Linked DNA regions of Homo sapiens: region 2 is linked to region 1. A link is an interaction called in ENCODE POLR2A ChIA-PET data of the cell type or tissue named here. Cell type or tissue: OCI-LY7. All regions are shown on one strand. Links, peaks and the distances in the headings refer to the core of each region. The heading gives the core; the rest is flanking DNA.

The links. Peaks named below come from ENCODE experiments on the same cell type or tissue, not always from the same donor. Only the 100,000 strongest peaks of a DNase experiment are listed, where the experiment ranks them.
Region 2: POLR2A ChIA-PET joins it to region 1 with 5 read pairs; 4 of 35 experiments call an interaction of 5 or more read pairs at or near these places.

What each region holds. Positions count from the first base shown.
Region 1 is chr16:20,872,505-20,878,867 of GRCh38, reverse strand. The region is part of intron 1 of DCUN1D3 (defective in cullin neddylation 1 domain containing 3); the gene reads left to right. Among named protein-coding and RNA genes, the nearest start is that of DCUN1D3, 25 kb to the left of the region's middle. RefSeq lists a silencer at 3,210-3,289 and enhancers at 3,936-4,155, 4,406-4,505. In OCI-LY7, for the core only: CTCF peaks have their summits at 3,626 and 3,827 (motif pointing right); DNase peaks (open chromatin) are centred at 3,877 and 4,207; H3K4me3 peaks cover 1,846 bases; H3K27ac peaks cover 2,172 bases.
Region 2 is chr16:21,305,045-21,310,257 of GRCh38, reverse strand. It overlaps the pseudogene ABCA15P. Among named protein-coding and RNA genes, the nearest start is that of CRYM, 29 kb to the right of the region's middle. In OCI-LY7, for the core only: no CTCF peak of the experiment used is centred there; no DNase peak of the experiment used is centred there.

The sequences.
Region 1 (6,363 bases), core at 1,441-5,440:
CATGTGAAACAAAGTTCATTGTCTCTGGTGGCTGTAAAGAGATGGAGGACCTTTATTGTCTGTATCACTTACCCTCTTTGATAAGGTATGTGCTTCAGCCCTCCAAGTTAAAAGTCACTCTGTCATCAAGTGAACAGTGGTATAACATCTCAAGAGGTGTAACACTGGCCATGAGTCCTTGTGTTTTAAGCAGTTGAATTCGTATTTAAAGCAAGTAGTATGCAGTATTCAAAAAAGCTGCTGGCTGTTGCTCCTGCATCTCTAGACACCTTAAATATGATGCCTTTATTTGTTGAGGTGGGGAAGATGCAGTTCAGACCAGCAGCCTGAGGCTTTTCACTGGAGTGTTCCCAGTTGGTGAGCCCCTTGGTCTTCCTAGAGTGCAGTGCATGGCTGTGGCTTCAGTAAACCCTTGGACATAACACCCTGACTGAAAAGAGAGGCAGAAGTGATTTCCATTAATGTGAATTTTTTCTAAGATCCTGAGGTACAGGTCAAAAAGAGACATGACAGGTTGAACATCTCCCTATGTCAGCTTCATATTCTGGCTTTTGCTGTATTTGAGGTGAAAATTAGCTTGTGAAGTGAGGAGAGATGGACCTGTGTACTGCTGGCTGAGAAGCTGTGTTTGTATCACATTATCTGAGAAACTCATAAGGTAAAGAATAATTGGAGTAATAAGATAATCCTCTCCTCTCTTTCCTCTCTGAAGGTAGTGGGTGCTTCGAATGGGGGGAGTCCAAGAAAAAATAGACCTTAAGAATCAGGGCTGGGCCCAGTGCTCACACCCATAAACCAAGTGCTTTGGGAGACTGAGGCAGAAGGATTGCTTGAGCCCAGGAGTTCGAGACCAGCCTGGGCAACATAGCAAGACCCTGTCTGTACAAAAATAAAAATGAAAAAAGTAGCTGGGTGTGGCACCATGTGCCTGTAGTCTTAGCTGCTTTGGGAGGCTAAGGTGGGAGGATCGTTTAAGCCCAGAAGTTTGAAGTTAACAGTGAGTTATGATTGCACCACTGCACTCTGGGCTGGCAACAGAGCCAGATCCTGTCTCTAAAAAGAAAAAATCAGCTCTTGAGAACTGAATTGAGTTCTGCATTCTTAGGACTCAACTCCCTTTACTCTTTCCTGTTGAGTGTTTGTTGACATCATCCTATAATTTGAATTGGTATAAATAGCTACCATTTATTGAGTATTAATTGTGTGTGAGAAAGTGCTAAACATCTCAGATTCAGCATTTATTCAATCACGAGTTAATATATTTAAAGCAATAAAGCCTTGTACAGAGCATGTGCTCAGTATCAGTGACTATTATTCCTTCTACAGATACTTATCAATGTGCCATGTGCCACATAGCCTAGGTGCACAGGGTAAAGTGGCGAATAAGGCAGGTAAAATGCCTGCTATTAGAGGGAGCAGGCAATAAATAAGTCAGCAAATTAGAATTTCACAGAGTTGTAAGTGCCGTGAAGAAGTAAAACAGCGTTGTGCTGAATTAGAGGGAAGTGGCATTTGGATTGGTTGAACATGGAACACATGTCAGCACGTGAACTGAGACCCATCTCATATGAAGCAGCCATTTATTCTTCACCGTGACCTTTTTTTTTTCATCGCAGAACTCAGTCCCATTTTTTTGTTAATTGATAAATAATATATGTAGTTTTGAGACATGTGATAATATGATACATTCACATTATGTGTAAAAATCAAATCAGGGTAATTGGGATATTATATCACCTTAAATATTTATCTTTTCTTTATGCCGGGATCATTTAAATTATTCTCTTCCACCTATTTTGAAATGTACATTAGATTATTGTTGACTGGAGTCACCCTACTGATTTTTCCAACGCTAGGTCTTACTTCTGTTTGTACCCACTAACCCACTTCTTTTCATCTCCCCTCCCGCTCCCCTTCCCTGCCTCTGGTAACTACCTAGAGAAGATAACTGTCTCTCTCTTCCTGAGATCCACTTTTTTAGCTCACACATGAGTGAGAACATGTGCTATTTGTCTTTCTGTGCTTGGTTTATTTCACTTAACGTAATGACCTCTAGTTCCAACCGTGTTGCCTATGACAGGGTTTCATACTTTTTTATGGCTGAATAATATTCCATTGTGTATATGTACCACATTTTCTTTATCCATTCATCCATGGATGGGCACTCAGGTGGATTCCATATTTTGGCTATTGTGAATAATGCTACAATAAACATGGGAGTGCAGATCTCTCCAGTATATTGATTTTCTTTCCTTTGCACATATACCTAGTAGTGCAATTGCTGGATCATACAGTAGTTCTATTTTCAGTTTTTTGAGGGCCCTTTATACTGTTTTCCATAGTGGCTATACTCATTAACATTTCCACCAACAGTATACGAGGGTTCCCATTTTTCCACATCCTTGCCATTCATTATTCTGTTTTTTTTTTTTTTCATAACCATTTTAACTGGGGTGAGATAATATTTCGTTGTGGCTTTTATTTACATTTCTGTGATGATTAGTGATGTTGAGCATTTTTTCGTATACCTGCTGGCTATTTTCATGTCTCCTTTTGAGAAACATCTATTCAGATCTTTTGCCCATTTAAAAATCAGATTAGAGTCGGGCACAGTGGCTCGAGCCTGTAATCCCAGCACTTTGGGAGGCTGAGGCAGGCGGATCACCTGAGGTCAGGAGTTTGAGACCAGCCTGGCCAACATGGTGAAACACTGTCTCTACTGAAAATACAAAAATGAGCTGGGCCTGGTGGCATGCGCCTGTAATCCCAGCTACTCGAGAGGCTAAGGCAAGAGAATCACTTGAACCTCGGAGGTGATTGGTTGCAGTGAGCCGAGATCATGCCACTGCACTCCAGCGTGGGTGACAGAGTGAGACTCTGTCTCAAAAAAAATAAATAAATAAAATAAAAATCAGATTATTATTATTATTATTTTGCTATTAAGTTGTTTGAGCTCCTTATATATTCTGGCTGTTAATCCCTCGTCAGATGGATAGTTTGCAGATTTTTTTTCCCATTCTGTGGATTGTCTCTTCACATTGTTGATTGTTTACTTTGCTGTGTAGAAGCTTTTTAGCTTGATATAACCCCATTTGTCTCTTTTTGCTTTGGTTGCCTGTGCTTTTAAGGTCTTACACAAAAAATCTTTGCCCAGACCAGTGTCCTAGATCATTTCCCCAGTGTTTTCTTCTAGTAGTTTCATAGTTTCATGTCTTATATTTAAATCTTCAATCCACTTTGATTTGATTTTTGTATATAGTGTGAGAGAGGGGATCTAGTTTTATTCTTCTGCATATAGTCATTTAGTTCACAGTGATTTGTTTTAGTTCCCGTTTTCAACTGAGAAGACTGAGATGGAATATGGTTAAGTGTGAGCTAGAGAGTTGGTAGAGCTGGGCTGTACAAACCTAGTCATTTTGCATCCAATGCATGTACTTTCCCTCCTGGAAGGCACATGACTATACTGGAGCAGCTGAAGGAGCTGCAATATCTGTGCAACTGGTTTTTGAGTGAGAGAATTGAATGTTGGTTGCAGAACAGTCAAGACACTGAACGCAATTCAGAAAAGTTGCATGTAATTTCATGGACCCCCTATTGTTGGATGCAACATTTGTGTGTGTGTGTGTGTGTGTGTGTGTGTGTGTGTGTGTGTGTGTGCATGAGCGCACGCAGTTTATTCTGGGGCCATAGTTGTCTTTGAGTCTTCAGACTTATTGATGACTGAAAGAACTTATGGTGCTGCTGCTTTATTTTATAAATTTTTTATGTTGTTTCTTAAAATAGGGCATAGCTGCTAGGGCAGGGTTTTAATAGACAGCATTGTGGTGGCCATTAGGTGGCAGCAATTTTGGCAGGTCATGTGGGTGGGAAGTGGGCAGGAACGAATCATCAGATGTCTTACTTTGCAAAGCTTGCAGTACCACAGTGCCTTCCAACAGGTATAGAGCTCCATTTTTAATTACCTGCTTATCTTTGCACATGTTAATGTACTCTGGGGCCTCATGCTACATGAGCATTTGTGAAAATAAGTAACTTAAAAAAAAAAATCAAAGCCTAAACCTTGGGGCCTCAAGTTTCAACCTGCAGAGAACGTATTCAAATAAAGATGTGCAAACATGAGCATTTCCTGTCAGTCTTTGAAACTTAAACACTTTCTTAATAGGCTCTTCGGCATGTAAAATCAAAGAGAAATTGTCTCAGTGATAGGAATTGAAACCAAGAGGGTAGCCAAGTTCAGGTTAGATTTGGGCTTTCAGTTTCATGGGATATGGTTTAGATCAAATACCTGTTTCAGCTGGAAGGTTGATCATGTTATTGTACAGAGAAAGACTTCTGAGAGATTTTTGCTTTCAGCCTTTCACATGGTGTCTGAATGCTGGGACGGGGTTCCTCTTTGGGAACAAGATGATGACAGCAAATATGTACACAATAGAATAAAGCTCCTGAAGTATTCTGTGGCATATCTACTTGAAGGAGGTCTAACGGTGTAAAAATTGCAATTGGAAAGATTCTTGTAGCCAGTTAGTCATACCATCTTTTAAATAGCATCCTACTGGTCCACGTAGTTATAATGGAATTTGACAGCTTTCATGAACTTGGGATCATTGGTCCTGTTGTTCAGCTAAGGGTCCTATGATATATTCGACTAGAAATTGTGGCCTAGTCAGTTGGTTCTGAACCATGAATCAGAACATCTGGCAATTAGATCTTCTCTCTCTTTGCTCTCTGAATAGAAGAGATCTGAGTGACATAGCTGTGTCTTGGTAGGGACTCTTTCAGTTGTGATAGAAAACCTGATATCTAACTTATGCAAAGGAGAGTTTGTTGGCTCACACCTGTGAAGTTCAGGCTTTGATCTTGACTCTAGGAACAGTTGGATTCAGGGTGTAAATAATGCCTTCAAAATTCAGTTTCCCTTTGTCTCTTCATACTGCTTTCCACTTGGTGATTTCATTTTTGGGTTCTACATGCATTTGAGCTGAGCCCCATGTGATAAACAGGGACCATTTAATCCTCACAGTGACCCCCTAGGCATTCTTATTTTCTCTGGTAGCTCTTTCTGGTAGCATCTCCAGCCTCCTGTATTTTCAGGGTTGAGATTCTGTCTGGCTGGCTTGTCATGGGCATATCCTGGGTCCAGTCATTAAAGCCAGGGGCATGTGAGGCCTTGGTGGGGCTGAGTCCCATAGTTCTTTATGAACCCCACCCAGCCATATGGCCGAGAGCGAGGGAAAAGGATCTGCTGGTGAAAATTGGGTAATCACCTGATGAAGAGCCTGGATGCTGGGAAGGCAGACACGTCTGCTACAAATCTGTCCTTTGACCCAGTCTGCAGCTTGACAGCCCATGTTAGTCTTCACACTAAATCCAGCCCATTGACCATTTCCAGGCATTCCACATTTCTCTTTTGAATGAGCCTCTTGCTCCCTGGGAATGTGAATCACTCAATCCATGGGCCAGACCCTTCTACCCCTGATGTTAAACCTTTGATAAGGGGACTGTTACTCATTAGACCTTAAGATGGTCATCATCTTTGTCCTCTTCTTTTCCTTGGAGGGAGTGTGAGGAGGAAGTTGATCTTCTTTTGAAAGAATAAATTGAGGAAATTTAGATATAAGTGAAAGATGTCTTTAGGATTAAGCTGCTTTTCTCCCCATTCCCCCATCATTTAAAAACACTTCCTTAAAATCCCTGGAGCCAGAATCACTGGATCATTGGATTGGTTAGTTGTTTTTTTTTTTTTTTTTGAGACAGAGTCTCGCTCTGTAGCCCAGGCTGGAGTGCAGTGGCACAGTCTTCCTCACTGCTACCTCTGCCTCCCAGGTCCCACTTCAAGCAGTTCTCCTGCCTCAGGTTCCCAAGTAGCTGGGATTACAGGCATGTGCCACCATGCCCAGCTAATTTTTGTATTTTTAGTAGAGACGGGGTTTCACCATGTTGGCCAGGCTGGTCTTGAACTCCTGACCTCGTGATCCACCTGCCTTGGCCTCCCAAAGTGCTGGGATTGCAGGCGTGAGCCACTGCGCCTAGCCTGGTTAGCCTTTTTGATGTGATTCGCAGTGAAGCAAGACTGAAAGGATATACTCCAAAATATTAACCGTAGGTGGTGAAATTAGTGATTGGCTTTTTTTTTCTTTATGCCTCTCTGTACTTTCTAAACTTCACAAAATAATTATGTAATACTTTTGAATTTGCCAGCAGGAAAGAGAGTCTAGTGACCTCACTTTTCTGACCAGGTTACTGATGTGGTTGAAAGCAGGAATTCTTTTATTGTGTGGATCTTTTCTGTCCCTCTTCCTCTTCCTGTCTGCTATGCATTAGCAGTCAACCTCCATCGTGGGGAAAAAGCTGATAAATGTGGTC
Region 2 (5,213 bases), core at 1,187-5,186, 430 kb before region 1:
TCTACTAAAAATACAAAAATTAGCTGAGCATGGTAGCACATGCCTGTGATCCCAGCTACTCGGGAGGCTGAGGCAAGAGAATTGTTTGAACGTGGGAGGCGGCAGAGGTTGCAGTAAGCTGATATCATGCCACTGCGCTCCAGCCTGGGCAACAGAGTGAGACTCCATCTCAAAAAAAAAAAAAAAATTACAGGCTAATATCCCTGATGAACATAGATGCAAAAATCCTCAACAAAATACTAGCAAACTGAATTCAACAGCATATTAAAAGGATCATTCACTCACCACAATAAAGTGAGACTTATCTTTGAGATCCAAGGATGGTTCAACATATGCAAGTAAATATTAATACACCACATTAACAGAATAAAGGACAAAGACCATATATTATCTCAACAGATGCAGAAGAAGCATTTGACAAAATTCAATATCCTTTCATGATAAAAACTCTAACCATATTAGGCACTGAAGGAATGTAACTCAACACAATAAAGACTATATATGACAAGCTCACCATTAATATCATACACAAGAGTAAAAAATAGAAAGCTTTTTCCAAAAGTATCTCAGGAAAGGTACAAAGATGTCCACTCTTACGACTCCTATTCAATATAGTAATGGAAGACCTAGCCAGAGCAATCAGGCAAAAAAAGAAAGAGAAGCCATCCAAATTGGAAAAGAAGAAGCCAAATGGTTCCTGTTTGCAGATAACATGAAAACCCTAAAATGTCAGTGAAAACACTGCTAGAACTAATAAAATACAATAAAGTTACAGGATATAAAGTCAACATACAAAAATAATAGTTTCAGCCGGGCATGGTGGCTCACACCTGTAATCTCAGCACTTTGGGAGGCTGAAGCAATTGGCTCACTTGAAGTCAGAAGTTCAAGACCAGCCTGACCAACATGGTGAAACCCCATCTCTACTAAAAATACAAAGTTAGCCAGGCATGGTAGCACACATCTGTAATCCCAGCTACTTGGGGGACTGAGACAGGAGAATCACTTGAATCTGGGAGGCGGAGGTTGCAGTGAGCCGAGATTTCGCCATTGCACTCCAGCCTGGGAAACAAAAGCGAAACTGTCTCAAAAAAAAAAAAAAAAAAGTTTCTATACATTAGCATTAAACCATCTGAAGTGAAATAAAAAAGGCAACTGTATTTACGATAGCTATGAAAAATACTTATGAACAAATATAGCCAAGGAAGTGAAAGAGCTGTATATTGAAAATCATAAAACATTGATGAAAGAACTTGAAGACACAAATAAAAAGAAAGATATTCCATGTTCATGGATTGAAACAATATTGTTAAAATGTCCATACTACCAAAAGTGATCTACAGATTGAATGCAATCCCTATCAAAATCCCAATGACACTTTTCAAAGAAATAGATTAAAAGTCATAAAATTTTTATTGTACCACAAAACCCCAAATATCTAAAACATTTTTGAGGAAAATGAACAAAATGGAGGCATCATACTTCCTGACTTCAAAATATATTACAAATCTACAGTAATCAAAACAGCATGGTACTGCTATAAAAACAGACACATAGACCAAAGGAAGACAATAGATAGCCCCAAAATAAACTCACACATTTACCACCAATTAATGGATTTTTGACAAAGATGCCAAGAACACACAATGGGAGAAAAGATAGTGTCTTTAATAAATGGAGTTTAGAAATGTGGATTATACATGCAAAAGAATGAAATTAGACTCTTATACCATGTACAAAATCAACTCAAAATGGATTAAATTCTTTTTTTTTTTCCTTTTCTTTTTTTTGAGACAGAGTCTCACTCTGTCGCCCAGGCTGGAGTGCGGTGGCATGATCTCCGCTCACTGCAAGCTCTGCCTCCCAGGTTCATGCCATTCTCCTGCCTCAGCCTCCCGAGTAGCTGGGACTACAGGCACCCACCACCACGTGGGCCTGGCTAATTTTTTGTATTTTTAGTAGAGACAGGGTTTCACTGTGTTAGCCAGGATGGTCTCGATCTCCTGACCTCGTAATCTGCCTGCCTCGGCCTCCCAAAGTGCTGGGATTACAGGCGTGAGCCACCACGCCTGGCCATTCGGATTAAATTCTTAAATGTAATACCTGAAACTATAAAACTACTAGAAGACAACGTATAGGAAAAGCTGTGCAACTAGCTCTACCAAATATTAAAACATACTATAAAGTCTCTGTAGTTAAAAATGTGTTGTACTGGTACGTAAATTGAAAGACAGCCAAATGGAACAGAATAGAAAGTCTAGAAATAAACCAAAATACATATAGAAATTTAGTTTATTATATAGGTAACATCCCAACTAACTGGGAAAAAATTCTACTTTATAGTAAATGGTGTTGTAACAAATGGATAGTCATTTGGAAAAATATAAAATGTGGGAGTGGGAAAAGTCTCCATGAATCAAAATCTAGTATCAAGATAAGTCTGATAACATAGTACTTACAAATATGTTTTATGAAGTAAATGTCAACACAAAGCCAAAAGATAAATAACAAACTGGGAGAAAATAACTTGTATCACAGATAAAGGGCTAATCTCTCATATATATATATACACATATATATATACATATATATACACATATATATACGTATATATATACACATATATATATATATACGTATATATATACACATATATGTATATATACACACATATATACACATATATGTATATATACACACATATATATACATATATATATATGAAGAGGTCTATAAATTGAAGGGGGAGGGATAACCATTAGAAAAATGAAAAAAAAATTTGTTTAATTTATTTGTAGATTCTGGATATTAGCCCTTTGTCAGATGGATTGCAAAAATGTTCTCCCCATCAAAAAGTGGGTGATAGATATGAACAGACACTTCTCAAAAGAAGACATTTATGCAGCCAACAAACATATGGAAAAAAGCTCATCATCACTGGTCATTAGAGAAATGCAAATCAAAGCCACAATGAGATACCATCTTATGCCAGTTAGAATGGTGATCATTAAAAAGCCAGGAAACAACAGATGCTGGAGAGGATGTGGAGAAATAGGAATGCTTTTACACTGTTGGTGGAAGTATAAATTAGTTCAACCATTGTAGAAGACAGTGTGGTGATTCCTGAAGGATCTAGAACTAGAAATACCATTTGACCCAGCAATCCCATTACTGGGTGTATACCCAAAGGATTATAAATCATTCTACTATAAAGATACGTGCACACGTACGTGAATTGCACTATTCACAATAGCAAAGACTTGGAACCAACCTAAGTGTACACCAATGACAGACTGGATAAAGAAAGTGTGGCATATATGCACCATGGAATACTATGCAGCCATAAAAAGGATGAGTTCATGTTCTTTGCAGGGACATGGATGAAGCTGGAAGCCATCATTCTAAGCAAACTAACACAAGAACAGAAAACCAAACACCCCATGTTCTCACTCATAAATGGGAGTTGAACAGTGAGAACACATGGACGCAGGGAGGGCAGCATCACACACTGGAGCCTGTCGGTGGGTGGAGGGCTAGGGGAGGGACAGCATTAGGAGAAATACCTAATGTAGTGATGGGTTGATGGGTGCAGCAAACCACCATGGCACGTGTATACCTATGTAACAAAACTGCACGTTCTGTACATGTACCCCAGAACTCAAAGTATAATAAAAAAAATTTGAAAAATGAAAAAAAAAAACAGTTCAAAGAAAAATAGTCCTCAAACATAACAAAAGATCCTCATATTCACTCATAACCATAGTGTCAATTAAAACTGACAAGTCATTACTTACTTTCAGAAGCTTTACAACACATTGTAGGTGAGCCTTTATGAAAATAAATACAATCCCATCAAAGTTCCAATAAGCAACTGTGTAGAAATTCTAGTGCTGGAATAGTCAAAAACAACTTTAGAAAAGAACAAAACTAGAGGTCTTATACTATCTGATTTCAAGATATATAAAATTACTGTAATTAAAACTGTGTGGTATTGGTGAAGACACAGATACATACATCAATGAAACTGAACGGAGTCCAGAAATAGACCCACACTAAGATGGTCAATTTTTTTTTCCCACAAAAGTACCAAGGGAACAAAGAGAAGTCTTTAAAAAAAACAGTGCTGGAATAACTGAATATCCTTATGGGGGAAAAACAATAGCACCAACTTTACCTCATACTAGGAACAAGAAATTAACTCGAGATGGGTCACAGACCTAAATGAAGGAAGCTAAAAGTACAAATTTAAAAGAAAACAGGAGGAATGAATAAAATGAAGAAACTTAGGAGAAAATCTCTGTTACCTTCAAGGGGGTAGGGATTTCTTACTTTGCATACCCAAGGTATGAGCCATAAAGGAAAAATTGGTAAATTAAACTCCATTAAAATACAAAAAAAAAAATGTACTCTTGTAAAGATACTGCTAAGGAAACAGAAATGCAAGTGGAGAAAGAAAATATTCATAATACATATCTAATAAAGAATTTTATTCACAATAGGTATTTATTCACAATACATATCTGATAAAAAATACAAAAAAAATTAGCCAGGTGTGGTGGCACATGCCTGTAACCTTAGCTACTCAGGAGGCTGGGGTGGGAGGATTGCTTGAACCTGGGAGGCAGAGGTTGCAGTGAGCTGAGATCACACCACTGCACTCCAGCCTGGGCAAACAGAATACGTAAAGAATTCATACAAAACTACAGGGGCAGAAAACAGACCAGCAGTTGTCGAGGTCTAGGCATGGGAGGATTTCACAAAGGGGTACAAGGAAGACAAAGTAAGATACCCAAAATAGTATCTTCTGCATGATTCCATTCATATAAAGGTATAGGCAAAAATGACATCAATGGTTATAGGGGAGGGGTTTGTGATTGATTAGGAAAGGGCAAGAGGGAATTTTCTGGTGTTACAGAAATGTTCTGTGTCTTGATTAGGTGTGCACATTCTTTGAAACTGATCAAACTGTCACTCAAAATCTGAGCACTTCATTTCATGTAAACTGTATCTCAATAGAAAAACATTTTAGAAATCATTACAATTGCTATATACTGGATACAGACAATAATCTTAAACTACCCAGTGGTGGGGATGGTATCTTGTTCTCCTTTGTCTCTCAAACACCATGGAGCTTAGTGCATTGTGCATTGTTTTATATAAAGCACACGGCCCTGCAAATCTCAATTAATACATGATTAATTTTTTTTTTTTTT